Regions from separate parts of the Homo sapiens genome. Here regions 1 and 2 are each linked to region 3. A link is an interaction called in ENCODE POLR2A ChIA-PET data of the cell type or tissue named here. Cell type or tissue: Caco-2. All regions are shown on one strand. Links, peaks and the distances in the headings refer to the core of each region. The heading gives the core; the rest is flanking DNA.

The links. Peaks named below come from ENCODE experiments on the same cell type or tissue, not always from the same donor. Only the 100,000 strongest peaks of a DNase experiment are listed, where the experiment ranks them.
Region 1: POLR2A ChIA-PET joins it to region 3 with 5 read pairs; 1 of 35 experiments calls an interaction of 5 or more read pairs at or near these places.
Region 2: POLR2A ChIA-PET joins it to region 3 with 5 read pairs; 2 of 35 experiments call an interaction of 5 or more read pairs at or near these places.

What each region holds. Positions count from the first base shown.
Region 1 is chr5:138,091,613-138,101,640 of GRCh38, forward strand. It overlaps a transcript of WNT8A not described here. Among named protein-coding and RNA genes, the nearest start is that of WNT8A, 13 kb to the left of the region's middle. RefSeq lists an enhancer at 3,214-4,146 and a silencer at 9,660-9,852. In Caco-2, for the core only: no CTCF peak of the experiment used is centred there; a DNase peak (open chromatin) is centred at 4,139.
Region 2 is chr5:138,616,543-138,626,570 of GRCh38, forward strand. LOC124901196 (small nucleolar RNA U13) reads left to right here and starts at 6,937; the gene lies at 6,937-7,040. It also overlaps the pseudogene RPL10AP10. In Caco-2, for the core only: no CTCF peak of the experiment used is centred there; no DNase peak of the experiment used is centred there.
Region 3 is chr5:138,791,099-138,801,126 of GRCh38, forward strand. The region is part of intron 3 of CTNNA1 (catenin alpha 1); the gene reads left to right. Among named protein-coding and RNA genes, the nearest start is that of CTNNA1-AS1, 42 kb to the left of the region's middle. In Caco-2, for the core only: no CTCF peak of the experiment used is centred there; a DNase peak (open chromatin) is centred at 5,403.

The sequences.
Region 1 (10,028 bases), core at 328-8,327, 700 kb before region 3:
TGAAAAGCTCTTCCTCCAGCCTGGACAACATAGAAAGACACCATCTCTACACAAAATTTAAAAATTAGCTAGGTGTGGTGGCACTTGCCTGTAGTCCTAGATACTTGGGAGGCTGAAGTGAGAGGATCACTGGAGCCCAGGAGCTCGAGACTACAGTGAGGTGTGATTGTGCCATTGCACTCCAACCTGGGCAACAGAACTGAGACCCTGACTAAAAAATAAATAAATAAATAAATAAATAAATAAATAAATAAATAAATAAATAATAAAGAGAAAAGAAAATAAATTCTTCCCACCCACGCCTGGGGAAACCAGCACCCAGTATAACCTGGGGGTTTTTGCAGCTCATAAACCGTCTCTGGAGCCATGGAAAGGCAATCATGGCAGTCAGTGGACAGGTGACTATGACCTACCCAGACAAGGTCCCACAAGAGCGATGCTCCTCAGAGAGCTGGGGACTCTTCTGTTGTTTTCCCAGATTGAGAACTCAACTGTATTTTGCCATAAATGCTTCTAAGATATATCCAGCTGGGACTTCTATTACTCCCTTTGGAAACCTTAAGATCAAAAAGGGAATAAGAAACCCTTCTTCTGTATCCCAATAATCCACCAGGATAAAGGAGAAACTAGAAATATGCAACTCCCTTGATTTCAGTGTTTGGCAGGTAACAAAAAATTGAGACCCAGACACTGGTCAACAGGAAAACAATACAGACTCCCAGAATTAGAAAGTGTTATTTTAATGCAACCTAGGTAACTTGGGGAGTAAGGAAGCCCTTTGAACTTGGGCCATATTCAAAGTGTGTTTGCCCTCTTAACTTGGGCATCCTGGGGTGTCTGTACACCAAGACCTGGGCCCCAGGGCAAGAGACAAAAAGAGTTGTGGATTCTACCTACCTGCATTTGCACTTCCACATCTTCCAATGGTAATCTTTGGAGGAGGGGTAGTTTCCCATAAGGAGAGCCCTGGGAGCTTAGCCGCTGGTTTCCTAAATCTGAATATCTCAGCCTTGGGAATCTCTGCTGTCTGCACAGGCTTGCACCCTGCCTGGAGGAGATATTTTGAATATGTTGAATAAAAAGCAAAAATGATCACCAAAAATGGGAAAAAAACCCTAGCTTATTGTTTTAAATTAGAAAACAATTTAAGTGTTCAAAGTAGGATAAACAAGTAAATCATAACCTTACAGTAGACTATTAGCCACTAAAATATTCTTGAGAAATACTTAGTAATATGGAAAGCACGCATGATAGAATTAACTGAACAAAGTTGATTGCAAAATGGCATGTTCAGGATGAATCCAATTTTGTTTTTGTGGCAATGTGCAAATATTTGCCACTATGTGATACCAAAATAGAGTGGTTTGTTTTCCTTTTGTGTTTTTCTGTATTTTTACGTTTGCCTACAATAAATATTTTTTGTCATCAGAAAGAATTAATGTGTTATTTATTTTAATGCCAAAAAGGAATAACCAATCTTGTTTTTTAGTGAAAAGGAAGGTGAAATGTTCATGAAGGAAGCTGGCATCTCAAGAGAAACATTTAAAACTACCACAGATGTCAGAGAATAGATATAAGGACAGATACATAAAAGCGAAGCCTATGTCAAGGAAATGACAGATTTCCTCTCTGTCTCTCCTTCAATGGAAAGTTAAAAAGCACACTGCAGTAGTGACAGAGAAAGAAAATGTGTGTGGTGTGTGCTGCTTGGTGGTCATGGAAGGAGGAATGGAAATAGGCAACCAAAAGAAGATTATTTCCCTGAGGCTCAGAGAAAAAGCAAAAATAAAATTATCTAGCACAGAGGTTAAACCCTCAATAAATATAGATGTCAAAGCGTCCCACCCGAAACCTGAGTTGCGACCCTGTGCTAGAGAAATGAACACACTAGATTTCCCCCCCCCACACTAGATTCCTAACTGAATCTCCATCCAAAGAACCCAGGCACCTGAGGCTTTGACATCTTCCCCAGGACCTTACTGACATACCCCAATAATCTTGGCAGGGATTTTCAGAAGCAAAACCATCCCTGCTGCCCTGTTCAAAAGGTCATTCCAGGAGAACAAGCCTTTTGTTTACTGCGGGCTTATATCAGAGGTTTTCACCAAGAAATCTCAGGCAATGGGAATTCCTTGAAGTTTGTCTGCTGCCCCAAAAAACTCATAGTCTCCTAGTCTCTTCTCCTTCCAAGCCTTTCCCACCCTCATCCATCTTACCTTCAGAGCTATCAGTCACACCAACCAATCTTCCCACATGGACCCTGTGCCAGAAACAACAGGAATTTGGATTTCTCTACATCCATCGCCTTCCTGCCAAGGATTCATTCCAAGGCAACACAGCCTCATTCAGATTTGTCAGTTACAGCCCTATATCCCTTCCCTTTTGGTTCATCCTTAACAAGCTGGCTATCATTAAGGTGACAGAACAGTAAAACCCCGTTTCCATAGATTAAGGGCCCAAGACAGGCAGATTGGCCACGATCTGATGATGGATCTTGTAAACCTGCTGAAAAAGTGATCAATTCAATGAGGGAAACCTGTCCATGAGCCTATTCCCCTAGTTCAGTAAATCCAAGCACAGCATCACTTCGCCTGGACAATGGAATTCTGTATTTGCTCAGTCTAGATTAAAAGGAAAATATGCTTTTGGGAGGCCAAGGCGGGAGAATCACTTGAGGCCAGGAAGTTTGAGACCAGCCTGGGTAACACAGCGAGACTCGATCTCTACAACAACAACAAAAAAAAAAAAAAAAGAGGAAAGAAAGAAAAAGAGGCCAAGTGTGGTGGCTCACACCTGTAATCCCAACACTTTGGGAGGCCGAGGCAGGCAGATCACTTGAGTCCAGGAGTTAGAGACCAGCCTGGGCAACATGGCAAAACCCCTTCTCTACAAAAAATACCAAAAAGTTAGCCAGGCATGGTGGCATGCACCTGTAGTCACAACTACTCCAGAGGCTGAGGTAGCGGGATCCACTGAGCCTGGGAGGTCGAAGCTGCAGTGAGCTGTGATCACACCACTGCACTCCAGCCTGGGTGACAGAATGAGATCCTGTCTCAAAAAAAAAAAAAAAAAAGTTTTAAAACAAGAAAGAAAAAGAGAAAAAGAGAAGGAAGGAAAGAAAGAAAATAAATATGCTTATGCTTGCCAGACCCCTACAAATCTTTATCTCTTTTGTCTTTTTCTTTTCTTCCTTCTTTTCCTTCCCATCTGCTCTCTGATGTGGGCAGAATTAGGAGCTCCTAAGAAAACCCTGAGTCCTGTTCCCCGGGTCTCCTTTGGTTCACTGCCAATCTACTCAGGCTTGCTGGCAGGTGAGTAAGTGGTTAGGGAAACTAGAGTGGAAAGGAAGTAATTGATCACCTACTAAATGTCAGGTGCTTAACAGATATCGTCTCCTTCAATCCTCAGGCCAATCCAATTAAAGAGTTACAATTATTCCTTTCCAACTACTGAGGAAACTGGCTCAGAGAGAGGTTAAGCACCCCAACCTAAAATTAAATGCAGGGAGGTGAATTTAAATTCAGGCTACTACTGCCTCATAAATCCATACTCTTTCTTTTACACCACTTACACTATAGCAGTCCAGGGATCCCTGGCCACATTCTTAACCATCATGACAGTTTTGTAGAATGACTACCATTCATATGCAATGAAAGGTGTCCTCTCCTCCCTCTTCACCAAGCAAGGGAATCATATTTCTCAGCCTTTCTCCAGAATGAAGAAACCTAACTTTTGATTTGCAAAGGCCTTCCTTAGAATGATAAAGCAGAAAGCCTGGCTCCTGCTGATTTGTGGGGGCAGAATCCTGGTTCTCCAGGGGGTACCCAAAGAAAAAACTAACCATTATGGTCTACATTACAGGTCAAAGTTTCAAGAGGGAATGTCAAAGGAGGGCTGTTTATTTTAGAAGATAGAGAAAGGAAAAACAGGCTTCAGAGAAAAACGAACGTTTCTAGCCCCACATCACAAACTACTCATAATCCTATTGATGACAAAAGGCAGTGACCCTGGACCTAGATAAAGATGTTCAGATTGGGGGAAAATGAAAGCAAGGGCCAGATCAAAGGCTTCTAGAAGAGGTTAAAGACCTTTGGGTAGGAATAGAGCTCTAAACCACCCAATCCTGCAGCATTCCCTACCACTGAAGGCAAGCAGAGCCTGGAGGAGGAAAGTATCCTGCCCCTATCAGCACGTGAGATCGCAGAGGAGCAAAGAGTAGACTCCAGGGCCCTGGACAGCCTCCAAGGTTGGTGCTCTGCCTGCCCTGCTAGGCTGCCCTTCTCATGGAGCATCATCAGGAAAAGGATATGTGATGATCCAAGGAAAGAACTGAAGGAATTAGGCCAGGCGTCTGGGAGGCCTCCCACTACACTTGGTCAGCAAGCGACCAGTGAAACGATGGGCAGGGGAAGTGAGGATGTGGGTAGGAAGTGGGTGGGGAAGGCCCAGTGGTGCACCAGGTACCCAAACTCATTCCCACATTCCTCTCAGACTCTCAGGTACCCATGCATATCTGTGATGGGACTCAGTGATCTTGAGAAGGTCCCTTGTCATTTAATTGCCATCGGCTTCTTGCAGTCTATAAGAGATCACTTAATTCAGCCACCTGCTTCTTAACAGGAGAGCTCCTAAAGCCAAAAAAAAAGAGGCACACACTGTACATCCTGTTTTGAAAGACTGTCAGGAAGGGGAAAGCCAGTCCTTCCCTACCCAGGACAAAGTGCTTACCAGAGCATTTGCTCACGTCTACCCTGAATTAATACTATTACATCTTAAACTGGCGTCTCCTAGGACTTCATATTATGGATTTGAGGCCTTCAAACAGACCCATTCGCCAAAAGAAATAAGCCAATTACTTCAGTTTTTCACCAGTTGTCTCTTTTTCCCAGACTGTCTTCAGATACATGAACTTGAGTTTCTGTGAGGAGTTAGGTGGGGTATGAGTCAGACATCCTTTTCAAGCCTCAACTGCCTTCACCTCTTTCCCTCATGTGTCTGAAGAATCTATTTATTCTTGGTCTCACAGAGCTCTGATTGCCCCACTTGCATTTCTCCATGGCCAAAGTTCATTTCTTTCTTTTTTTGTTTTTGAGACAGGTTCTCACTCTGTTGCCCAGGCTGGAGTACAGTGGCATGATCATGGCTGACTGCAACCTCAAGCTTCCGGGCTCAAGGGATCCTCCCACCTCAGCCTCCTAAGTAGCTGAGACTGTAGGCATACACCACCATGCCCAGGTAAAATTTTATTTTTAATGTTCTGTAGCGATTAGGTCTCACTATGTTGCCCCAGCTGGTCTCGAACTCCTGGGCTCAAGTGATCCTCCTGCCTCAGCCTCTCAAAGTGCTTGGATTACAGGCGTGAACCACCACACCCAGCCCCAAAGTTCATTTCTAACCCCTTCCATCCCGACAAAATAACATTGATTCCCTGCTCTGTCCACTGGGATTGGGCCAGCAGAGTGGCCTCATTAGAGTCCTCCTGTGCTGGGGCTTGTGGTGGTGTGGGGACAAGAACAGGAAACTGACAATCAGGGCATCCAATCCCATGATTCACAACTGAGTACCTGAGATTTACAAATGGAGCATTGTTCTCCTGCCCACCTTACCTCTAAGCTGCTGTTGTCTGACTCATCTGCCATCTAGCCCTCCTTTATCAGTGAGGGTCTGGCCTGGCATAGTGCCTTATTTTCTCTTTTGGAATCTGGATATGCCCGACTCCAGAGTCCCCCAGACCTCTGCTTTCTCTGCCTTCCTCCAGGTGTAGCCTGCTCTCAGTTTCATCTATCCTAGTTCTTCCAATGGTAGCTCCTTACTGTGTTCACGAAAAGCTGTTGTTACAGCCCCACATCCTCAGCACTGACCACAATGTGTCAGTTAGTCTTTTATCCTCCTGACTTTGCTCAATTGTCTACTTAGGTTGGACTATGTTCAGTAATTTCACTACTCCTGGAGACTTCCTCACCCTTCTGATCACTCATTAAGGGTACCTTGACTTTTTCTCTTTTCTTTTCCTTTTCTTTGTCCTTTCCTTTCCCTTTCCCTTTTCCTTTCTTTTCTTTTCTGAGGCGGATTTTCGCTTTTGTTGCCTAGGTTGGAGTGCAATGGCAAGATCTCGGCTCACCGAAACCTCCACCTCCCGGGTTCAAGCGATTCTACTGCCTCAGCCTCCCAAGTTGCTGGGATTACAGGCATGTGCCACCGCGCCTGGCTAATTTTGTATTTTTAGTAGAGACGGGGTTTCTCCATGTTGGCCAGGCTGGTCTCAAACTCCCGACCTCAGGTTATCCTCCCGCCTCAGCCTCCCAAAGTGCTGAGATTATAGGCGTGAGCCACCGCACCCGGCTACCTTGACATTTTCTAACCTAGAGTCACCTTAACCACTGTCGTCTCCCTCTGGAATCCCCTCTAGAAGATCCCCTTAATTTATACCACTCTGTCTCCTGGCATTGGCCACATTCCTGTCTTCAGATATCCCAGGGACTCACCAATAAAAAAGAGAGAAGGCTGGGCGCGGTGGCTCACGCCTGTCATCCCAGCACTTCATGAGGCCAAGGTGGGTGGATAACCTGAGGTCAGGAGTTCAAGACCAGGCTGGCCAACACAGTGAAATCCTATCTCTACTAAAAATACAAAACTTAGGCAGGCAGCTGTAATCCCAGCTACTTGGGAGGCTGAGGCAGGAGAATCTCTTGGACCCAGGAGGCGGAGGTTGCAGTGAGCCGAGATTGTGCCACTTCACTCCAGCCTGGGTGACAGAGCGATACTCCGTCTCAAAAAAAAAAAAAAAAAATTTGCCCAGCCTGGTGGGACATACCTGTTGTCCCAGATACTCAAGAGGCTGAGGCAGGAGAATCGCTTGAACCCGGGAGGCGGAGGTTGCAGTGAGCCAAGATCACGCCACTGCACTCCAGACTAGGTGATAGAGCGAGACTCCATCTCAAAATTACAACAACAACAACAACAACAAAAATAAATAAATAAAATAAAAAAGAGATAGAAGGGCCCAGCACAATGGCTCACATCTGTAAACCCAGCACTTTGGGAGGCCAGGGTGGGCAGATTGCTTGAACCCAAGAGTTTGAGACTAGCCTGGGCAACACAGCAAAACTTTATCTCTACAAAAAACACAAAAATTAGCCAAGAAGGTCGAGCATGGTGGCTCACGCCTATAATCCCAGCAATTTGGGAGGCCGAGGCGGGTGGGTCACAAGGTCAGGAGTTCAAGACCAGCCTGGCCAAGATGGTGAAACCCCATCTCTACTAAAAATACAAAAATTAGCCAGGCATGGTGGCGGGCGCCTGTAGTCCCCAGCTGCTCGGGAGGCTGAGGCAGAGAATTGCTTGAATGCCGGAGGCGGAGATTGCAGTGAGCGAAGATTGCGCCACTGCACTCCAGCCTGGGTGACAGAGTAAGACTCCATCTCAAAAAAAAAAAAAAAAAAAATTAGCCAAGTGTGGTGGTGTGTGCCTGTAGTACCAGCTACTCAGGAGGCTGAGGCAGGAGGATTGAGCCCAGAAGGTCAAGGCTACAGTGAGCTGTGATCATGCCACAGCACTCCAACCTGGGCAACAGAATAAGACCCTGTCTCAAAAAAAAAAAAAAAAAAAAAAAAAAGAGAGAGAGAGAGAAGAAAAAGAACTCTTTTTGACCTGCTGTCTTTCCAAACTCATATTTTATTTCTTTCACCACCTAATCTCTTAAGTATGGAACCCATAACCAGGGTTCTGATTTCATTACCCATCTTTTTTTTTTTTTTTTTTTTTTTTTTCCAAATGGAGTTTCACCTTTGTTGCCCAGGCTGGAGTGCAATGGTGCAATCTTGACTCACTACAACCTCTGCCTCCTGGGTTCAAGTTATTTTCCTGCCTCTGCCTCCCAAGTAGCTGGGATTACAGGCACACACCACCACGCCCGACTAATTTTGTATTTTTTTTTTAGTAGAAACAAGGTTTCACCATGTTGGTCAGGCTGGTCTCGAACTCCTGACCTCAACTGATCCACCCACCTCAGCCTCCCAAAGTGCTGGGATTACAGGTGTGAGCCACCGTGCCCGGCCTCATTACCTACCTTTAATTGCTTGTCTTCTGTATCCCTCTCCCTCTATCCTACAGACATAGTTCTCTCTAAGTGCATCAGTGACCACTGGCTATAAATCCTCCTGCGTTTCAGACAATTCTTTCGAGCTACTCTTCTTTCTTGATCCTTAATATGAACATCACCCTCAGGTTCAGGTTGGGGTCCACTTTTTTCTCTGCTCTCACCGTGGAGAACTTATCTATTCTCAAATTCCAGTCTTATTTCTGTGCTGATGACTCCTAAATTTCCATCTCTGTGTGAGCTCTAGGCATTGCAGCTCTAATGCTTGACTGGCCGTTCTAGTTGGATGTCACAACTGATTTTCTCTCATGACTTCTATGTTTCCATCAGTGAGCTAATGAAACTTGGAGTAACTGAGGCTTACTTTTCTGAGTCGTTCCTGACTCCTCCCTTTGCTCAACTTTTCACATTTAGTCTTCTTCCTTTGGTTCGTCCTCCAAATCTATCCCTTCCCTCTATTACCTTTGCTTCCACACTGTGCTAAGATCATACCTTGTATCTGAATTTTGAACCAAGAACTGATATTCTACTTTTCAACTCTCCACCTAACACATTACTACCATATTTACTTTACTAATTCATCACATTCAATTCATTATTCACCTGATCAAAAAACAAAGCAAAACAAAAACTTCAAGTCACTAGAGAATAAAATCTAAATTCTATGGCATTTCTTTCTTGTCTTATTTTATTATTATTATTATATTTTTGTGAGAGGGAATCTCAGTCTGTTGCCCAGCCTGGAGTGCAGTGGCACAATCTCAGCTCACTGCAACCTCCACCTCCTGGGTTCAAGCGATTCTCCTGCCTCAGCCTCCCAAGTAGCTGGGACTACAGGCGCCAGCCACCATGCCCAGCTAATTTTTTTTGTATTTTTAGTAGAGAGGGGGTTTCACTATGTTGGCCAGTCTGGTCTCAAACTCCAGACCTCGTGATCCACCCGCCTCGGCCTCCCAAAGTGCTGGGATTACAGGCATGAGCCACCGTGCCTGGCCTATTCCTGCAATCTTATGCGACTATTGATACAATTTAATTTTCAGAAAATCAAGGAAGATAATTTAGCACTTTAGGAAGCCAAGGCAGTGGATCTTTTGTGGCCAGGAGCTTGAGACAAGTCTAGCCAACTTAATGAAACCCTATCTCTACTTAAAAAAAAAAAAAAAAAATACCTGGGCATGGTAGCATGTGCCTGTAGTCCCATCTACTTGGGAGGCTGAGGCACAAAAATCACTTGGCTGGGAGGTGGAGGTTGCAGGGAGCCGAGATCGTGCTACTATACTCCAGCAGCCTGGATGACAGAATGAGATTCTGTCTCAAAACCCAAACAACACATACACAAAAAAAGCCATAAAAAAACCCATACTAGATGTTATATGAAAATGGACTGGAAGGGGCAAGAGTGGAACCCTGAAGAAAAGGCAATTGTATTAGTTCAGGCAAGAGCTAATGGTGGCTTGAACTAGGATAGGAACAGAGGGAGCAGAGAGAAGGAAGGTGAGCAGTACGTTAAAAAGAGGAAGAATCAGCCAGGTGTGGTGGCTCACACCTGTAATTCCAGCACTTTGGTAGACCGAGGTAGGCAGATCATGAGGTCAGGAGTTCGAGACCAGCCTGGCCAACATGGCGAAACCCCATCTCTACTAAAAATACAAAAATTAGCTGGGTGTGGTGGTGTGCGCCTGTAATCCCAGCTACTCAGGAGGCTGAGGCAGGAGAATCACTTGAACCTGGGAGGCGGAGGTTGCAGTGAGCTGAGAACGTGCCACTGCACTCCAACCTAGGTGACAAGAGCAAGGCTCGGTCTTAAAAAAAAAAATGAGGAAGAATCAATGCAATTGCTGATAGATTAGATATGGTGGTTGAGAGAAGGTGAGGAAGCTAGATGACTCCCAGTCTTTCCAACTTTAGTAACTTGAGTGGCAGGTGTTAC
Region 2 (10,028 bases), core at 988-8,987, 170 kb before region 3:
TGAAGTTCAGAGAAAGCCTCTCCCTGCATTTGCTGTTTCCCAGGTGTCCTCACTTTGAGGCCCAAAGCAGCATATTTTGGGGTGGCATTTTCTGAACTCCTTTAGAGCTAATCTGTCAGAAGGCAGGTGGAGCCTGGGTCAGACGAATCTGAGCATGCCCAAGTTACATAAAAGTTATGTGTCAACAAGCACATCCTGCTCCACTTTTTTTTTCTTTTTTCTTTTTAGAGACAGGGTCTTGCTCTGTCACCCAGGCTGGAGTGCGGTGGCACGATCATGGCGCACTGCAGCCTCAACTTCCTGCCCACCCTACTTTTTTAGTATAACAGCTGAAAGATATGGAACGTGGAATTGATGAAGGGTGACTCATTAAAATTATAATAGCAATTAGGAACAAGCAGAAAAAGACCATAGGCAAGGACAGTTTCATGGCCAAGATCATATGTTTTCCCACATTTTATATTTGGCGAGCGCGTAGGAGGGATCAACACATCCAGATTACTCTCCAGCTACAACTTCGGTTTCAACAAAACCCTGAATCTGACACCCTCGGCCCAGGCCCTCTTTCTCTTTCCTGAGCACTAAGGCTCCTGTTGGTGCTCTTGGCATTAGTGGCTTCAAGGCGAGGGTGAATGGGTTTGTGTTAGTGACTTTGTGGATGAAAGGACACTTGAATTTTCCTTGCCCAGCCTCGGCACTGCCTCAGACATTAAAGGCTATGAAATCTGCGCTGGTGTTTTGGTGAGGGACTGGAGTAGTCTCAAACCACTTTTTATACCCTATGTGAGAAGGAACTGTCAACCTAAATAACGATCAGAGAGGCTCTCTAAAAGAAAAGGTCTTTATTTTGGAATAGAGCATTGTAATGGGAATATGAAAATGCATGCCATAGTAAACTGTTTGAGTGAAGGAAGGCAAAGTCTTTCTTTTTTTTTTTTTTTAGATGGAGTCTCGCTCTGTCACCCAGGCTGGCGTGCAATGGTGTAATCTCAGGTCACTGCAACTTCTGCCTCCTATGTTCAAGTGATTTTCCTGCCTCAGCCTCCCGAGTAGCTGGGATTACAGGCATGCGTGACCACGCCAGATAATGTTTTGTATTTTTAGTATAGACGGGGTTTCTCCATGTTGGTCAGGCTGGTCTTGAACTCTCAACCTCAGGTGATCCGCCTGCCGTGGCCTCCCAAAGTGTTGGGATTACAGGTGTGAGCCACCGTGCCCGGCCCTTTTTTTTTTTTTTTTTTTTTTTTTGATACACGGTCTGGCTCTGTTGCCCAGGCTGGAGTGCAGTGATACGATCTCGGCTCACTGCAGCCTCTGCCTCCCAGGCTCAAGCAATCCTCCCACCTCAGCCTCTCGAGTAGCTGGGACTATAGGCGTGTACCACCATGCCTGGCTAATTTTTATATTTTATGTAGAGATGGGGTTTCATCATGTTGCCCAGGCTGGTTTCAAACTTCTGAACTCAAGCAATCTGCACGCCTCGATCTCCCAAAGTGCTGGGATTACAGATGTGAGCCACTGTGCCCAACCTGATAAAGGCTTTTAAAGGAAAAATTAAGAAGATTCCATAATTATTTAAAAATAATTATCCTTGGCTTTAAAGATCAATATTAAGGGTGATGCCAGTCTGAGCTTGGACAGGCAGTTGCTGGGCAGATGTCCTTGCAGAAGTATTTTTTTATGAAATGTTGTGAAGGCCTTCATGCAAGGTTGTGGGTTTTACGTCTTTTGTGATTTTTTTTTTTTTTAAATCAGGCATACAAGCATGAAAACCCTCTCTTCATGGCCTGCCCTGATTCTATTTGTCAGGGTTTTCTTTTTTTCTTTTTCTTTTTTTTTTTGAGATGGAGTCTCGCTCTGTTGCCCAGGCTGGAGAGTAGTGGTGCAATCTCAGCTCACTGCAGCCTCTGCCTCCCAGGTTCAAGCAATTCTCCTGCCTCAGCCTCCCAAGTAGCTGGGACTACAGGTGTGTGCCACCATGCCTGGCTAATTTTTTGTATTTTTAGTAGAGACGGGGTTTCACTGGGTTAGCCAGGATGGTCTCAATCTCCTGACCTCGTGATCCGCCCACCTCAGCCTCCCAAAGTGCTGGGATTACAGGTGTGACCCACTGCGCCCAGCCAGGGTTTTCTTAACATTAGTGACTTTATTTTAATCTTGACAACTTTCACAGAACTTAATTGTAGTCCCTTAATCCATAGTTGCCTCTGATTCTGAACTGCCCAGAGAAAAAGGACGTTAGTTGGTTGGTTCCCTGGGTTTTTTTCCTTCCAGTCATTTATTCACAACTGGTGTCACACACTGGAGATGTAAGAACAGAAAAAATCGTGGTACCTGTCCTTCAAGAACCACAGTCTTGTAGGGGTGACAGGGATAGAAACCACAATACAGGCCTGGGTGCAGTGGCTTATGCCTGTAATCCCAGCACTTTGGGAGGTTTAGGTGGGTGGATCACCTGAGGTCAGGAGTTCGAGACCAGCCTGGCCAACATGGTGAAACCCCGTTTCTACTAAAAATACAAAAATTAGCCGGGCTTGTTGGTGCGTGCCTGTAATCCCAGCTACCTGGGAGGCTGAGGCAGGAGAATAGCCTGAACCCGGAAGGCGGAGGTTGCAGTGAGCTGAGATCATGCCATTGTACTCCAGCCTGGGTGACAAGAGTGAAACTCTGTCTCCCATCCCCCACCCCTAAAAAAGAGGTCACAGAGTAGAATTTGGTGGAGGCAATTGTTCCAGGGTCCCAAGTCCAGTAGGGCTTAATAGCTATCTCCTATCCTGGTCCTCAAATGAGGAATTCTTTTCTCTCTTCTTCCCTTCCTTTCTTCCACAAAGATGTAGTGAGTGCTGTGAGTTAGGTCTGAGTTAGGTCCTGCGAATACATAAATGAACAAATACCATTCCATGCTTAGAGGAGATCATGGACTAGTTATGTTCTTCCCAGACTCCATGCTAGGGTATTCACTGGTCCATTTCACTATCATGATGAAATGAGAAAAAGCAAGAGACAATGTAGTGAGTCTTTAAATAAAATTAAATGTATTCAATATAAGATCTTTTCTCTTTAGTTTGAAGTTATATTCTTATGTACATTCTTTCCTCAAAACATGTTGATAGTAGATGGTAGTCATCACTGATTTGTTTGTTTATTTCCTTGCTCGCCAAAATGAAAATTAAGCAATCTTTTGTCACACCACAAAAAGTACGTGTGTGTGTATTAAGTGTTGTTACTGGTTAAAGATTCATTTCCTCATTTCAAAAGTGGGATTAAGGCGGGGCACGGCTGTAATCCCAACACTTTGGGAGGCCGAGGCAGGTGGATTACTTGAGGTCAGCAGTTTGAGACCAGCCTGGGCAACACGGTGAAATGGTGAAACCCCATCTCTACTAAAACTACAAAAAAATTAGCCGGGCGTGGTGGCACATGCCTGTAGTCCCAGCTACTTGGGAGGCTGAGGCAGGAGAATTACTTGAGCCTAGGAGGCGGAAGATGCAGTGAGCCGAGATGGCGCCACTACACAATAGCCTGGGAAACAGAGCGAGACTCTGTCTCAAACAAAACAAAACAAAAAAACAACAACAAACAAAACCAAAGTTGGACTAAGAGTGACCCTTTCTCATCTAATAAAGTGGACCTTATACAGGGAACATGGATTTACCAGACATGACAAATGCAGGCTCTCATGCCACTCCCCACTCTCCTTAGACTCAGAAGGGAGGAAATGGGAGAGCCCCAGGCCTCAAGAGAGGCAGGATTAACTCTTTTCTTGTTATCCCTGCACAAGACACCAAGAGCAGCAGCCTCTTGAGACCCTGTAGGAGGCAGTGCGGGAAGTCCTGGACAGGAACCAGTGCAAGTGCCAGAAACTTTTGGGAACAGTGGAGCTACAGATCAGCTTGAAGAACTCTGACCCTCAGAAGGATGAACGCTTCTTGGGCACTGTCATCTGAAGTCCACTCGCCGCCCCAGGTTCTCCACGTGTGTCCTGGGGGACCAGCAGCACAGGGTTGAGGCCAAGCCTGTGGGTATCTCCTACGTGGACATCGAGGTGCTGAAGAAACTCGACAGGAACAAGAAGCTGCTCAACAAGTATGATGCCTTTCTGGCCTCAGGGTCTCTGATCAAGCAGATCCCACAAATCCTGGGCCCAGGCCTAAATAAGGAAGGCAGGTTCCCTTCCCTGCTGATGTACAGTGAAGACATGGTGGCCAAAGTTGATGAGGGGAAGTCCACAATCAAGTTCCAGGTGAAGAAGGGGCTCTGTCTGGCATGGCTCTTGGTCGTGTCAAGATGACAGATGATGAGCTTGTGTACAACGTCCATCTGGCTGTCAACTTCCTGGTATCATTGCTCAGGAAGAATTGGCAGAACATCTGGGCTTTACACATCAAGAACACCATAGGCAAGCCCCAGTGCCTGTATTAAGGCACATTCTAATAAATCTTAGTGCCACAAAGAGAGAGACAGAGAGAGAAAGAGAGAGAGAGAGAGAGATAAACAAAGAGAGAGAGAGAGAGAGAGATAAACAAAGAGAGATTCGGGATTCAGCAATCTCCTTTCTAGACAAGGGCTGCTCCCCCTGACACCACAGAGGAGATGGCTGATGTTCCAGGAGTCTACAGGCCCAAGAGACCTGGGTTCATCCCATCTCGTTGGAGAAGGACAGCAATTCTACAGAGGGACCCAGCGGGAAAAGCTGGTGAAACACAAATAGGCTGCCCCAGGGAGGAGCCTCTGGCTCTTTTATAGGGTAACTGAATATGGTCACCAGCTTTTATCAAAATTAGCCAGGTACTCAGAGTTTCCAACGGCCCAGGCACAAATAATCCACAAACCAATCACTTCAAATTATATCCCTGAAATAGTCACACGCATGCTCTCAACATACCATTAGCACCTAAACTCAAACTATGACACACCCACAAGTCTGCATCACCCTGCTTATAACTTAAAGCTTGTGGGTTTAAACTAATTTAGGAGTCAGTCTGGGGACCAAAGGGGGAAAGTCTTATAATGAGGTGGCGATTTGCTTAGGGAGGGGAATGCAATGCATGCGTGACATCCAGAGGCTGGGAACTAATCGTCTCATAGGAGAGGTAAGTGTGTAAGCAGGCTGGGTGCAGTGGCTCACGCCTGTAATCCCAGCACTTTGGGAGGCTTAAGGTCAGGAGTTCGAGACCAGCCTGGCCAACATGGTTAAACTCCTGAGATCAGGAATTCAAGACCAGCCTGGCCAACATGGTAAAACCTCATCTCTGCTAAAAATACAAAATTAGCTGCACATGGTGGCACACACCTGTAGTCCGGGCTACTCCAGAGGCTGAGACAGGAGAATGGCTTGAACCCAGGAGGCAGAGGCTGCAGTGAGCCAAGATCGTACCACTGCACTCCAACCTGGTGACAGAGCGAGACCCCGTCCTGGAAAAAAAAAAAAAGAAAGGACCATGGTGTAGGGGTAGGGTGGTGAGTTTAGCATGGGTAGAGGTGATGGGCATCTGGTGGAAGTACCTGAAAGGTACTAGAAAGGGAGGTTGGAGCCTGATTGTGAAGGGCCAGACCAGGAGTAGGTTCTCAGGAAGCAGAGCTGAAGAGAGGGCTGCCGACCAGTGACCTAGGGAAGCTGGGAGAGTCTTTCCCAAGGAGCTGACCCTTGGGGTGCGTTTCTTTTCTCATCTCTGCCTTAAGGCTCTCTTGTCTCTTTTCTTTCCCCCGCCCCACATTCCTATGCATGCCAGGCCCAAAACATCCTCACAGGCTGCTGCTCTAATTACTTCATCCCATTTTAATTCTGCTGAGTTAGGAGCCTGTGAACTCAAGAGGAAATTCATGCAAAATACCCAACAAATTGAATGTGCTGGTGTTTTAGAACGCCAGGTCTGACCCTATCTGCCCCCTTCATCCTCTCTTCCTGTGGCCCTGCTCCTGACCAATCTCAGCTTGAGAAATCAAAGGTAGAATGTGCTGGTGAGAAGAGAGGGTGGCATTGATTGAGAAAGATGTTGAGTTTCACTGAATTGTTTGAGCCATTGCTTGGGATGAGGACAGGGTGGAGGCTTTCTGATGGGAGGCTTCTGTGGGAACCTTTTTGGAACTGATGGAGTCCATCTCTAGAGCTCCAAAATACCACGTGTGTTTGTGAGTTGTAATGTTTCCTTGTCCCTCAAGATACTTACAAGTTAGGAGAGATTTCTTATTCCAGCTGTTTGTCCACGGAGATGATAAATCATTTAAAACAAATGGATGGCTGTTTTCTTTCTTTCTTATTTTTTTTGAGTCGGAGTCTCGCTCTGTCGCCCAGGCTAGAGTTCAGTGGCGCGATCTCAGCTCACTGCAACCTCCACCTCCCAGGTTCAAGCAATTCTCTAGCCTCAGCCTCCCAAGTAGCTGGGACTACAGGCACATGCCACCACGTCTGGCTAATTTTTGTATTTTTAGTAGAGATCGGGTTTCACCATGTCGGCCAGGCTGGTCTCGAACTCCTGACCTCAAGTGATTGGCCCACCTTGGCTCCAGAATGTGCTGGGATTACAGGCATGAGCCACCATGCCTCGTGGATGGCTATTTTAAAATCAGTGATTCTCGAGTTTGAGACAGTCTGGGCAGCAAGGCAAAATCCTGTCTCTATTAAAAAATACAAAAATTAGCTGGGTGTGGTGCTGAACTCCTGTAGTCCCAGCAACTCAGGAGGCTGAAGTGGGAGGATGGCTTGAGTCCAGGAGACAGAGGTTGCAGTGAGCTGAGATTGCATGACTACACTCCAGCCTGAGCAATAGAGCCAAAACCTGTCTCAAAAACGAAACAAAGCAAAAAAATAAGTGATTCTCAAATTTTTCGGTCTCAGGACTCCATTATACTCTGAAAAATGACTGAGGTCTCCAAGAGCTTTTGTTTATGTGGTTATTGCTATTGATATTTACTGTATTCAAAATGAAAACTGGGATCCTTTTGTAGTTCATAAGCATGATGATTGGGTTTTCATGCTTGTGTGTGAGATGTGCTTCCCTCAAACCTTGTTATGATGGTGGCACATTACCCATCTGATGTGAAAAAAAAAAAAAGAAAGAAAGCCTGAGAAGTTGAAAGAATATTTATTAATCCATTTAAATTTAAAATACCAAAAATAAACCATAATGTGTTAACATAACTAACACATTTTGGTGAAAAAAGTACATTTTCCCCCTAAAATAGTGATAAAATTGGCATGTTTTACATTTTTACAAATCTCTAATAACTGGCTTAATAGAAAATACCTGGATTCTCTTATCTTATTCTCTTATTACAATTAATCCATTTCTTTTTTTCTTTTCTTTTCTTTTTTTTTTTGAGATAGTCTTTCTCTGTCACCCAGGCTGGAATGCAGTGGTGTGGTGTGATCTTAGCTCACTGCAACCTCTGCCTCCCTGGTTCAAGCCATTCTCTTGCCTCAGCCTCCCAAGTAGCTGGGATTACAGGTGTGCACCACCACACCTGACTCATTTTTGTATTTTTAGTAGAGACAGGGTTTCACCATGTTGGCCAGGCTGGTCTCAAACTCCTGACCTCAAGTGATTCACCCACCTCAGCCTCCAAAGTACTGGGATTACAGGTCTGAGCCACCATATCTGGCCTAATCAGTTTCAATATGTTGTTTTGGTTGAACTGGCCTCAAGTGATCTGCCTGCCTCGACCTCCCAAATTGCTGGGATTACAGGCATGAGCCACCGTGCCTGGCCAATGCTGTTATTTCCTAAATATCTCTTTAATCCATAACATGAAACAAATCTGGCCTCACTGAGTTAGAAAAGTGAGGAATATTTTAGTCTTCAGATAATTGTGGATATTTTTCTTGGACACTACACCAAAAGTTGACACACAGCAGTTTTTTCTTCTTTTCTTTTTTACTCACCACTATATTAATGAGGAAACATAGTAGTTTCGTAAAGGTATGTGGAATCTAAAATCATGTCAATCAATTCCTATTCTATTACATTAAAATCCATTGGTTTATCTTGAACTTTGAAGAGATTTTGTAACATTGTGTATTAGTCATTTGGAAAATATAGGTCCACTGAGTTATACATAGCTTCTAAATGCTGATGCATTTCATTATACAATACTTTAAAATCACATTCATTATATCACTATCAATCTCATCAAAGAAGTCTTTAGGAATTCGGAAGTTTTCAAGTTCATGGTGACAGATATAAGTGTTCCAAAATTCTAATTTTTCACTTGAAAGCTTGAATTTTATTATTGGCAACAAATACTGTCAGTTGTTTCCCTTGAAGTAATAAGCTTACTTTGTTCATTTTTGGGGAACTATCTGCCAAACACTCAAATTTGAATAATCATAGTTTGTCTCTCCATTATATTTTCAAGTAAAAATAATTCTCCTTGCTGGGTGCCATGGCTCACACCTGTAACCCCAACACTTTGGGAGGCCGAGACAGTAGAATCACTTGAGCCCAGGAGTTAGAGACCAGCCTGGAAACAGAGTGAGACCCTGTCTCTACAAAAAATATACAAAGTTAGCCAGGTGTTATGGTGTGTGCCTGTAGTATCAACTACTCAGGAGGCTAAGGTGGGAGGATCGCTTGAGAATGGGAGGTCGAGGGTGTAGTGAGCCAAGATCACACCACTGGACTCCAGCCTGGGTGACAGAGTGAGAACCTGTCTCAAAACAAAAACAAAACAAGAAAAACCTCAAAAAACAAAACAAAACAAAAACAACCAAACACACACACACACGCACACACACAAAAACAGAACAAAACAAAATGGTGCTCCATGAAAAAAGAGGCTAATTCTGCTTGAAACTCAAACAATTGCAGAAGTGCTTTTCCTGGAGACTATCACTGTACTTGGGATACAGCAGAAATGCTTTATGTGTACTTCCTATTTCGTCAGAATATATATATATATTTGAGACGGAGTTTCCCTCTTGTCGCCCAGGCTGGAGTGCAATGGTGAGATCTTGGCTCACTGCAACTTCCTCCTCCCGGGTTCAAGCGATTCTCCTGCCTCAGCCTCCTGAGTAGCTGGGATTACAGGCATGAGCCACCACACCCGGCTGATATTGTATTTTTAGTAGAAACAGGGTTTCTCCATATTGGTCAGGCTGTTCTCGAACTCCCAACCTCAGGTGATCTGCCTGCCTTGGCCTCTCAAAGTGCTGGGATTACAGGCATGAGACACTGCGCCCAGCAGAATATTTTTTAAAAAGTACCCAAGGATTGAGATTTAGTAGAAATTAATAATCTTTACCATTTGATGAAGAACATTCCTAAGTAAACGTGAAATTTTTTTAGTGCATGTGCATGGCAGTGAAGTGTACTATGAATACTAGCACAGGTTAGCACAACTGCTTCGATTTGTTTTGAGGTGCAGTCTGTTTTACCCACCATTGCTTTTGCACCATCAGTGCAAATGTCAACACAATGAAAAAGGCAAATCGTATCTTACACTATTATGAAAATAGTTTTAGCAGGGCACACTGGGTCACGCCTGTAAATCCCAGCACTTTGGGAGGCCGAGGTGGGAGGATGATGACTTGAGCCTGGGAGTTTAAGAACAGCCTGGGCAACATGGCAAAACTTATCTCTACAAAAAATACAAAAATTAGTTGGGTATGGTGGTGCACACCTGTGGTTCCAGGTACTCAGGAGACTGAGGTAGGAGGATCACTTGAGCCTGGGGAGGCAGAGGTTGCAGTGAGCCAAGATCGCACCACTGCACTCCAGTCTGGGCAGCAGGAGGGAAAGCCTGTCAGAAAAAAACAAAAAACAAAAACAGAAAAGGAAAGAAAATAGTTTTAACTTCACAGACCCTTGAGAGGGTCTTGGGGGCCCCCTCAGGGTTGCATGGAGCACACTTTCAGATCCACTGCCCTAAATGACGTGTCTGAGTTCCTGAGAGTTGGTCCTAGGCCTCTTTTCTTCTCACTCTACTCTCTCCTTAAGTGAGCTCATCTACTGCCTTTGAACTACCTCTGAGAAAATGACCCACACATTTGTCATCTCCAGCCGTGACCTCTCCCTGGAGCTCCAGACTGT
Region 3 (10,028 bases), core at 682-8,681:
TTTGGCTTACAGTTTTTTCCCCTTTCATATCTATTTATGTTTAGACAGATTTGTCTTAAGATTTCTTTGAAACGTTTCTTTTTAGGTTTTGGCTTTCAGGTCATTCCATTTCAGGCAAACTTTGATACTGCGAATGCATTTTCCTTGAGTAGAAGATCTCAACTTACTGAAAGCAGTCAGTGTTGTTAAGTACTAAATCTCAATCATTACATAAATCATCTTTTATGTAAAAAATGTCGGCCGGGTGCGGTGGCTCATGTCTGTAATCCCAGCACTTTGGGAGGCCGAGGCGGGCAGATCACGAGGTCAGGAGATGAAGACCCTCCTGGCCAACATGGTGAAACCCCGTCTCTACTAAAATACAAAAAATTAGCCAGGCGTGGTGGCACGTGCCTGTAGTCCCAGCTACTTGGGAGGCTGAGGCAGGGGAATTGCTTGAGCCCGGAAGGCAGAGGTTGCAGTGAGCTGAGATTGCACCGCTGTGCTCCAGTCTGGAGACAGAGCAAGACTCCGTCTCAAAAAAAAAAAAAAAAAAAAAAAAAAAGGGTCTTGTTAGTTTTAGAACAAGAAAGGAGTATTTATTGTCTGCTAACACAATAGTTAACATCTGTGAGTTTGCAAGCATCTGGGTAATCTTAGTACCTATAGTTGATTTGTGAGCATACTCTAATGGTACTTGTTTTCTCAGCTTTTTTTTTTTTTTTTTTTTAGAGAGGCAATTACTGTTCATTGTAGCTGTTCTTGTTTTTTTAAATTTTTATTTTTTATTATACTTTAAGTTCTAGGGTACATGTGCACAGCATGCAGGTTTGTTACATATGTATACGTGTACTATGTTGGTGTGCTGCACTCATTCTCAGCTTTTTTTAAATCTTTAAAGCATGAAATTACCCAGTCATATAAAACTGAGGGTCTCTTAGGGCATTGTTATAAAGAAAGGATGGAAAATGAGAGTTCTTAATTGATGTTAATGGAGAGACATTCTTTTATTTATCTCAGTAATTGTGTATAACTGTGTAGTGAAGCTAAGGACATAGATGCCATCTTCCTTGGTACAGCTTGAATAATTTGTATATAGGGAGAAAAAATGTGTACACACATGTATGTGTATGTGTATATATACATAGTTCACTGTGAATCTTGGCAAGGCAATTTTCAGAAAAATAATGTATTTCATCCCTGACAAAAGGTTATTGAGCACAAGCTGTCAGGCTCTTGAGGCATGATTTTCTCCCTGGCAACTGACTAGAGTCAAGATTGAAGGAGGCGAAAATTGGTCTCCTGTCCAGTGCAGATGTTGACAGCTTCAGACTGATGTACCCACATCTACTATAGGCAGCCTGGAAGATAGATGTTAAAAGACAGCTGTGATTAGGACAAAGCACGTATCAGTGACTGTTTTAAGTAGAGTTTGAGACGTAGACAGGAGGCAGAATGGAATCTGGGTTTGCTGGGTTCATGATGTGAAGACTTAAAACATAGCTTTGAAGAGCATTGTGTGGGTGTGTGTGAGAGAGATTGCATTTTAATTTGTCTGATCTGGTTAGTGTGGTTTTAATCGGGTTGAGATCATGAGCTTGATCTCACATATGGGCTCTTTAATTTTTCACAAGAGAAAAATGACAAGTGTTCCTACTTTGGAATGTTGAGTATGGATTTCAAAAAGTGTTAATGATGCTCTGGAAGAGCAGTAGCTGGGAAACATTCAACATTTTGAAAAAGATTAAAGTTAAGTTAATTAGCTTTTCAGATTAGTACAATAACTTTATTAAAACTAGCAAGAAATCAGCTGATTTTTTTCTCATAGTCTTCCTTTGAGTTCTGGCTTCTCATTTGTTATCTTACCTTTTCCCCTTGTTGTCTTAGAATTTTCATCCTGTTTTCTCCTCTTATTTTTGTGGATGTCTCTTTTCATGTGATCCCATTGTGGCTTGGTCTTTTGTTAGAAGTGCTCCCACTCCAATTCATACCTTTCAGATGTTCCTGAAGACTGTAATTAATTTAAAAATTGTTATTGACCCCATTCCTTCAGTCTCACCATTTAATCCATTTTTTCTTGTTCTTCATTTAACTTGAGCAGGAAAAGCAAAATATAAATTCTGAAAAATCATTAGCTGGTTGTCATCTGGGAATTTTATGTCTTAAAGTTGTCTGCCTGACTTAAACTATAAGTCTTTAGGGCAGAGGCTATATTTTCTTTGACTTGGGATGTTTCAAGGATGCTGTCTGCTTCTGGATCACTACCCTTGTGTGAGCATATGCTGCTTTGCAGAGACTTGTGTTCTGCTGTAGCCAGCTTGGAATTGAGGAAAGAAGAGTGAAGTTATTACATTCTAATGTCATTTTGAAGTGGTTCATTTTTTCCCCTTTTATTAAAAAGTCTGTCCTGTTAAGCTCACAAAAATAAATAACACTAACCAGGATAATAATATTTATGAGTTACAGTGGGTAATATTACTGCCTTAATATATTTGTACAGTCAGTGTAGCTGAGGAAGTTATTTTAGGTATTAAAATTTTAGTTTTGGCATGACTTCAACCATGATGTTGCAGTAACATGATTTCTACTAGTTAATTTCTTAAGAAAGTGATTCCAAGTTGAAATGCATGTTATGCATTTATTTGAATGTGTAATCAGGAAGTAAGTGCCTCTCTTTGGAGTGTTTCTGAATAGCAGCAGGGCACACTTGAATTAGTAAGGAAAATGAGAACATGAATATGTGTGTTACTTTATTTTAACTTTTTTTTAAATCCATTCTGTCTGTCAACTGGAAAAAGAAATTTCAAAGCTTCTTTCCTTACCCTCAGGGGATGGGGAAGGGGGGGAAGTTAAGAGGTTTTCTAGGCTTGCTCTGATTCAGATGGGCTTATAGTATTTAAATAACTTCATATTAAATGTTTATTTCCTGGGTTGATTTTTTTTTTTTTTTTTTTTTTTAAGACGGAGTCTTGCTCTGTCGCCCAGGCTGAAGTGCAGTGGTGCAATCTCGGCTCACTGCAACCTCCGCCTCCCGGGTTCAAGTGATTCTCCTGCCTCAGCCTCCCAAGTAGCTGGGATTGCCAGCACCCGCCACCATGCCTGGCTAATTTTGTATTTTTAGTAGAGACAGGGTTTTGGCATGTTGGCCAGGCTGGTCTTGAACTCCTGACCTCAGGTGATCGGCCTGCCTTGGCCTCCCAAAGTGCTGGGATTACAGGCATGAGCCACTGGGCCTGGCCTCTTTTCTTTCAAAAGATAAACAGTTGTGTGGATTTAAAAAAAAAACAAAAAAACAACTGCATCCCAGAAAGTTCTCTTAAGGCATCTGTCAGGGATTCTTTGAGTTATTCTCAGTTTATCTGTACTTACAGGGATATCATCTAGGGGTCTGTTTTTACCAAATATCCCTCCTTGATAAATGGAAGGCTTGATTGAGAAGATTAAAGTGTGTTATTCAGGATCATCCTCATGTCATAGGGCACGTGGGTTATGCCAAATATATACTACCATTTGGTTCCTTCTTATAAGGGCTGTGTTATGAAGTCTATTATTCTTTGCATCTGTATTGCCAATTTGCATCTATATTGACAAGTGTGGAAAACATTTTATTACCAGATCATAGAAAATGAATTAAAATTTGGCTGGGTGGGAGTGGTGGGACATGGAGATGGGATGGGGTAGGAAACATATATTAACTTTGGATTATCTTGAAGTTAGGAGATAATTTTGTGAAGTCTTGGTCCTGTTATTTTATTATGTTGTAAAATGAAAGTTGGTGGAATAACAGATGAAAATAGTTATCAGGCCCACGCCTGTAATTCCAGCACTTTGGGAGGCTGAGGCAGGTAGATCACCTGAGGTCAGGAGTTCGAGACCAGCCTGACCAACATGGTGAAACTCTGTCTCTACTGAAAATACAAAAATTAGCCAGATGTGGTAGCACTCACCTGTAGCCCCATCTACTCAAGTGGCTGAGGTGGGAGAATCACTTGAACTCGGGAGGTGAAGCTTGCAATAAGCCAAGGTTGCGCCACTGCACACCACCACCACCCTAGGTGAAGGAGTGAGACTCTCAAAAAAAAAAAAAAAAAAAAAAAGAGCTGGCCAGTCATGGTGGCTCATGCCTGTAATCCCAGCACTTTGGGAGGCCGAGGTGGGTGGATCACGAGGTCAGGGGTTTGAGACCAGCCTGACCAACATGGTGAGACCCCGTCTACTAAAAATATAAAAATTAGCTGGGCGTGTTGGCGCACATCTGTAATCCCAGCTACTCTGGAGGCTGAGGCAGGAGAATTGCTTGAACTCAGGAGGCGGAGATTGCAGTGAGCCGAGATTGTGCCACGGCACTCCAGCCTGGGCGACAGCGAGACTCTGTCTCAGAAAAAAAAAAGAAAAAAGAAAAAAGCTATCACTTGTTGGTGAGATCCCTTAATCAAATCAGATGTATTTAAGAGAATTTGGTATAAAGTAGGTTTATCAGTAGGTTTTGGAGCTAAAGCACCAAAAAGTAACTTTCAAGAGTTAGGAATCTCATGGTAGGGAAGTTTTGGGCATTCATTAAATCCAGGGCTGGATGTTTTTTACTCTGTAAAACACTGTGTAAAAAGATGCCAAGCTGTTAAGTACAGGGCAGTTTTATTATAGGCTTGCCTGTGATGTTGGTTACTTTCTCTCTTTTTTTTTTCTTCCTCTAGTTCTACTCCCTGGGTAGAATTAAAAACGGTTTTAAAATGAGCGTTAATTTTCTGCAGTGAACATGTGTTTTGATAGTAAGAGCAAAAAGAAAAAAAATGAAAACTTACAATTTTGTATCCTAGAGATGAAACTAATGGTTAACATTTTTGTCCTAAATGCTTTCCAGTTTGTCTTCTGTGAATATGCTCACGTGGGTAGAGATATGTTGGGTTTGATTATGTCATTTGCTTTTTTTCATTTAATGGATCCTGAACATCTTTCTGTAATATTAAGTATTCTTCTACAACATAATTTTTAATGGCTGAACACTATCCTCTAGAGAGTAATATGATTTAAGAACATTATTTTATACCAGCAAACTAAAGACTTCTCTTTAATACTGTTATGTCAAGAGTTTTATTCACTTTTCACATTTTCAAAGGAGTATAGTATTAATAAATAGTTACAATCCTAGTTTTTTACTTTAAAGACTGAAGGCTCCTATTGTTAAGAAGTATGTATCGGCTGGGTGCGGTGGCTCATGCCTGTAATCCCAGCACTTTGGGAGGCCAAGGCAGGCGGATAATGAGGTCAGGAGATCGAGACCACGGTGAAACCCCATCTCTACTAAAAATACAAAAAATTAGCCAGGCGCGGTGGCGGGCACCTGTAGTCCCAGCTACTGGGGAGGCTAAGGCAGGAGAATGGCGTGAACCCGGGAGGTGGAGCTTGCAGTGAGCCTAGATCGCGCCACTGCACTCCAGCCTGAGCGACTGAGCGAGACTCCGTCTCAAAAAAAAAAAAAAAAGTAGTAGGTATCTGAGAAGAAATAAAAGGTTTTAGATAGTTAAAATCATTTTGAGATAAAGAGAACAAAGTTACTTGAGCAAGGTTATCTGGGAAATCAGTGGGAGAAGGGAGAGTTGGAATTCCAAGTATGCTCATGAAACTGATCCTGAAATGAGTAATTTGAACATGTTTAAGATAGTTGATGGTGTCTAACTCTTCTCCTGGAAGCTTTTGTCATTTTAGCGCAGGGCTGTTTTTGCTGGTTTGCAGAAGCATATTCAGGTGGATGTCTTTAAAATCTCTTTTCTCTTTTGGATTTGGCAGTTGATAACAAACAATATGCTCCTGTAAAATGTTCTGTTTAAGAAATGCCTACCTAAGGTCTGTGTAACCATTGAATCTTCTTCCCTGCAGCAACTCTACAGAAAATTTTAAAAATGAGATTGGGGCTACAGATACCCATTTATTTTACCACTTGGCTTACTCTTATTTTGGATAAAACCCCTCTAGTTAGCTGACTTTATAAGCTTTTACAGAAAGATTTTGTAATATGTGCAAGTTTTACTTTTTCATTTTTGCATGAACTAGCAGCCATGGGATTTTTATACTTCAGAAAAAAGAAAATTTGAAGCCTGAGTTTTATTATCATACACACAAACTAAAGATATTGGCATTTTTATCATTTAAAAACTTTTTTTATATAAAAGTATATTCACTATAGAAAGTAAAAATAAACAATAAACAATCACCCATCAGGCTGTACCACCTTATGATTAAGCTCTGTCGATATTTTGGTATGTGTTGGTTGTAGTGTTTACCATCCCATCCCTTTCCCAGGACATAAACACATTGTGATCTCCATTCTCACTGTGCAGTACAGATTGTTATATATCTGCTATTTAAAGTGGAAATGAAAATCATTTCCATTAATGAAGATACCTGGGTGGGGGCAGATTGTATAATTTATCGAAGATAAGCTGTGTTTCTCTACTGGGCTGGCAAAAATATTTTTTCTGGACCTTAAAGGTAGAAAGGTTCTGGTGAAGAAGCTATTTAAAAGTATCCTTAGTATTATTTTGGGGAAGGAGATATAACTTTGCCCTATTTATTGAGGTTTTTGGAGGACTTTTACAGGCAGTAGAGATGTTTCCATAGCTGGATTTCTGAGCCATTACGTTGTGGTTGGGAACCTTTCTTTTGTAGTATACTGTAGAATTTTGGGATGTGACACTGTAAATGGGATAGATGAGGAAGATGACCAGTTCCTGAGAACTGGAAGGAATCCCAGCTTGACTTGAGAACTTCTTTAAAACAAAATGAAACAAAACAAAACAAAAAAACTGCTAAAAAAAAAATTTAAAAAAAGCAGTTGGAAAAACGTAAGGCACAGCAAGCTTTGGTTGTAGCTATTAGCACAAAAGGAACAATTATTACTACTTTCTGCACTATAGACAGTGGAGTGAAGGAAGCTCCCCTCATCCTTTACAGCTTCAGCATTTAAAATTAAAAGCTAACATTTCCTCTGTCCTTTAGGAAACTTGGTATCATGACTTTATTTCTAAAAAGGTAAGAAACAGCTGGTGTGTGGATAATGACATGTTCTAAATAGGTTTAAAAACTGGAAAAAGTAGATGGAAAAATAGAAGGGGGCACAGAAGTATTTGTTGAGCTTTGCATATATTATTTCATTTAATTTTCAAAACAACTGAGTAAGGTATGGGAGATGTGTACTCATTTTACAGAAAAGAAAACAGCTAGAGATAAAACAACCCAAAGTAACACAGCTGCCAAATATCGAAGCTGGATTTAGACCCAGTTCCAATACCTTATTTCATCTACACCAAGTAGTGTTCTGGGAGAGAAGTAGTTATATTCATTAACATTACTTCATAGCATTCTTTGTTTTAAAGGAGCAATGTAACAGGTTCAGGTTAAAACAAACAAGCCTTTTGTTTTTTTTATCCATCACCCAAATATTTTCCAAGCCTATCCTTTCCCCGTAACTTTATAAAGTTTGGTTGCTTTCAGGGGAATTTACTCATGATATTTGATGCTTCAAAAACTTCTTGATTTTGTCTTCTCCTAATAAAGAATTGTGGGTTTTTTTGTTTGTTTGTTTACTTTATAATTGCCCATTGTCTTTGTTTTAAACTCCAGAGGAACTTATTTTATTCCCAGCTCAGGAGAGAACATCAGGGGATGACAGATTTTATTTCATGGCAGATGGTACAGTAGTATTGAGCTCTCTTAAGTTTCATCTCCTTTGTTAGTAGATGTAGTGTAGTTGACTGGAAACAGCTGGGACAAAGTCAGGTTTTACAACCGTGCGATCTTGGATATAGTTCCTGTCTACCTCAGTTTCCCCAGTTTGCCCTTTTGTGTGCAGAGAGCACTTTTGATATCTTATAAATTTAAACTAACAGGTATCTTTTTAAATTTTTAATTTTTTTTATTAAAAAAAATTTTTTTTGAGATGGAGTCTTACTCTGTCACCCAGGCCACTGTGCCTGGCTAATTTTTGTATTATTATTTTTTAGTAGTTCTGGTCTTGAACCTCTGATCTCAAGTAATCCCCTACCCTCAGCCTCCCAAAGTGCTGAGCCATCGTGCCCAGCCTTCTGCCACATTTTGTTTTTTTAGACAGAGTTTCGCTCTTGTTGCCCAGGCTGGAGTGCAATGGCGTGACCTCGGTTCACTGCAACCTCTGCCTTCCGGGTTCAGGCAATTCTCCTGCCTCTGCCTCCTGAGTAGGTGGGATTACAGGCATGTGCCACCACGCCTGGCTAATTTTGTACTTTTAGTAGAGATGGGGTTTTGCCATGTTGGTCAGACTGGTCTCGAACTCCTGACTTCAGGTGATCCACCCACCTCGGCCTTCCAAAGTGCTGGGATTACAGGCGTGACCACCATACCTGGCCATCTTTTTTTATTTTTAGAGTTCTTTTAAGAGACATGAGAGATGGAGGAAAAAAAAGTTGTTGATTCCTTTTTACAATTTTTTTAAGCAAGGTTTTGAGCATGGGTTCTTTTTACATTTAATTTTGAAATGAAACTTATTAAACATCTCAAGTTAGTCTTAGTGTCATTTTTTTTTTTTTTGTAAGGATGACCATTCAGAAGTTTGAGGACCTCATTTTTAGCTGGGGGCTTATTTATATACTTGTTTATAGTTTTGCTGATGGAGAAAGTGTGAATATTTTAACCCATTATACAGTGTGTTTCTGATGTATTTTTTCATTACTAATACTTTATGTTAGCCATGAAATTAAGGATTTGTCATTAGGGCTGTGAGCTAAAATAAATTAGAGTAGATGTAGATGTATGTATGTATGTATGTATGTATGTATGTATGTGTGTGTGTATGTGTGTATTTAGAGACAGAGTCTTGCTCTGTCGCCCAGTCTGGAGTGCAGTGGTGCCATCTCGGCTCACTGCAACCTCTGCCTCCTGGGTTCAATCGATTCTCGTGTCTCAGCCTCTCCAGTAGCTGGGATTACAAGTGCTCGCCACCACACCCAGCTAAATTTAGTATTTTTAGTAGAGACGGGGTTTTGCCATGTTGGCCAGGCTGGTTTTGAACTCCTGATAAATGAATTCAGCAGACCACTGTAAAAAAAGAAAATCCATGAAGCTGTAGCTGCTACAGCAGCAAGCATGAAAACCCCTGCACTTTTTATGAAAATAATTTTATCTTGTCAACACAAGATAAAATGCAGCTTCTGTGTGGGTGCAGGGCTGCTATAAGAAAGGCATACCTATAGACTAGTAAGATTCGAGAAAAAGCAAAGTCATTATATGACAATTTAAAGCAAAAGGGAGGTGAAAGATCTAGAGTTGAAGAATTTAATGCCAGCAAGGGATGGTTTGATACTTTAAGAGAGATGTGGCTTTAAAAATGTCAAGATAACAGGGGAAGCAGCTTCTGCTGACCAAGAGAAGGGTTCCCAAATGCCATTAAAAAGTGCAGCAGAAGGCCAGGTGCAGTGGCTCACACCTGTAATCCCAGCACTTTGGGAGGCCAAGGCAGGCAGATCACCTGAGGTCAGGAGTTCGAGACCAGCCTGACCAACATGGAGAAACCCTGTCTCTATTGAAAAAAAAAGAATAGAAAAATTAGCCAGGCATGGTGGCGCATGCCTGTAATCCGAGCTATTCGGGAGGCTGAGGCAGGAGAATCACTTGAACCTGGGAGACGGAGGTTGCAGTGAGCTGAGATCGCGCCACTGCATTCCAGCCTGGGCAACAAGAGCAAAACTCCGTCTAAAAAAAAAAAGTGCAACAGAAGGGTGGGCACGGTGGCTCATGCCTGCAACCACAGCTGCAGACTTCAATTCACAGTATGTATCAGGCAGTTCGGCTTTTTCTTACAATGTCATGACTTTTCTTTACCTCTTGGTAGTACTTCCAGCATCACTAGTGGCACTTTGTATTAGCTTCATGGTGTTTCTCAATGTTTTGAGTGTTGTACTAAACATGATGAATGAGAACTACGAATGATCACTTTTCACTGTCATGCAATTTACTGGCTGTGAACTGCTCAGGTGGAGATGATTAGCATCGCATGCAGATGCATCATATGGCATTTT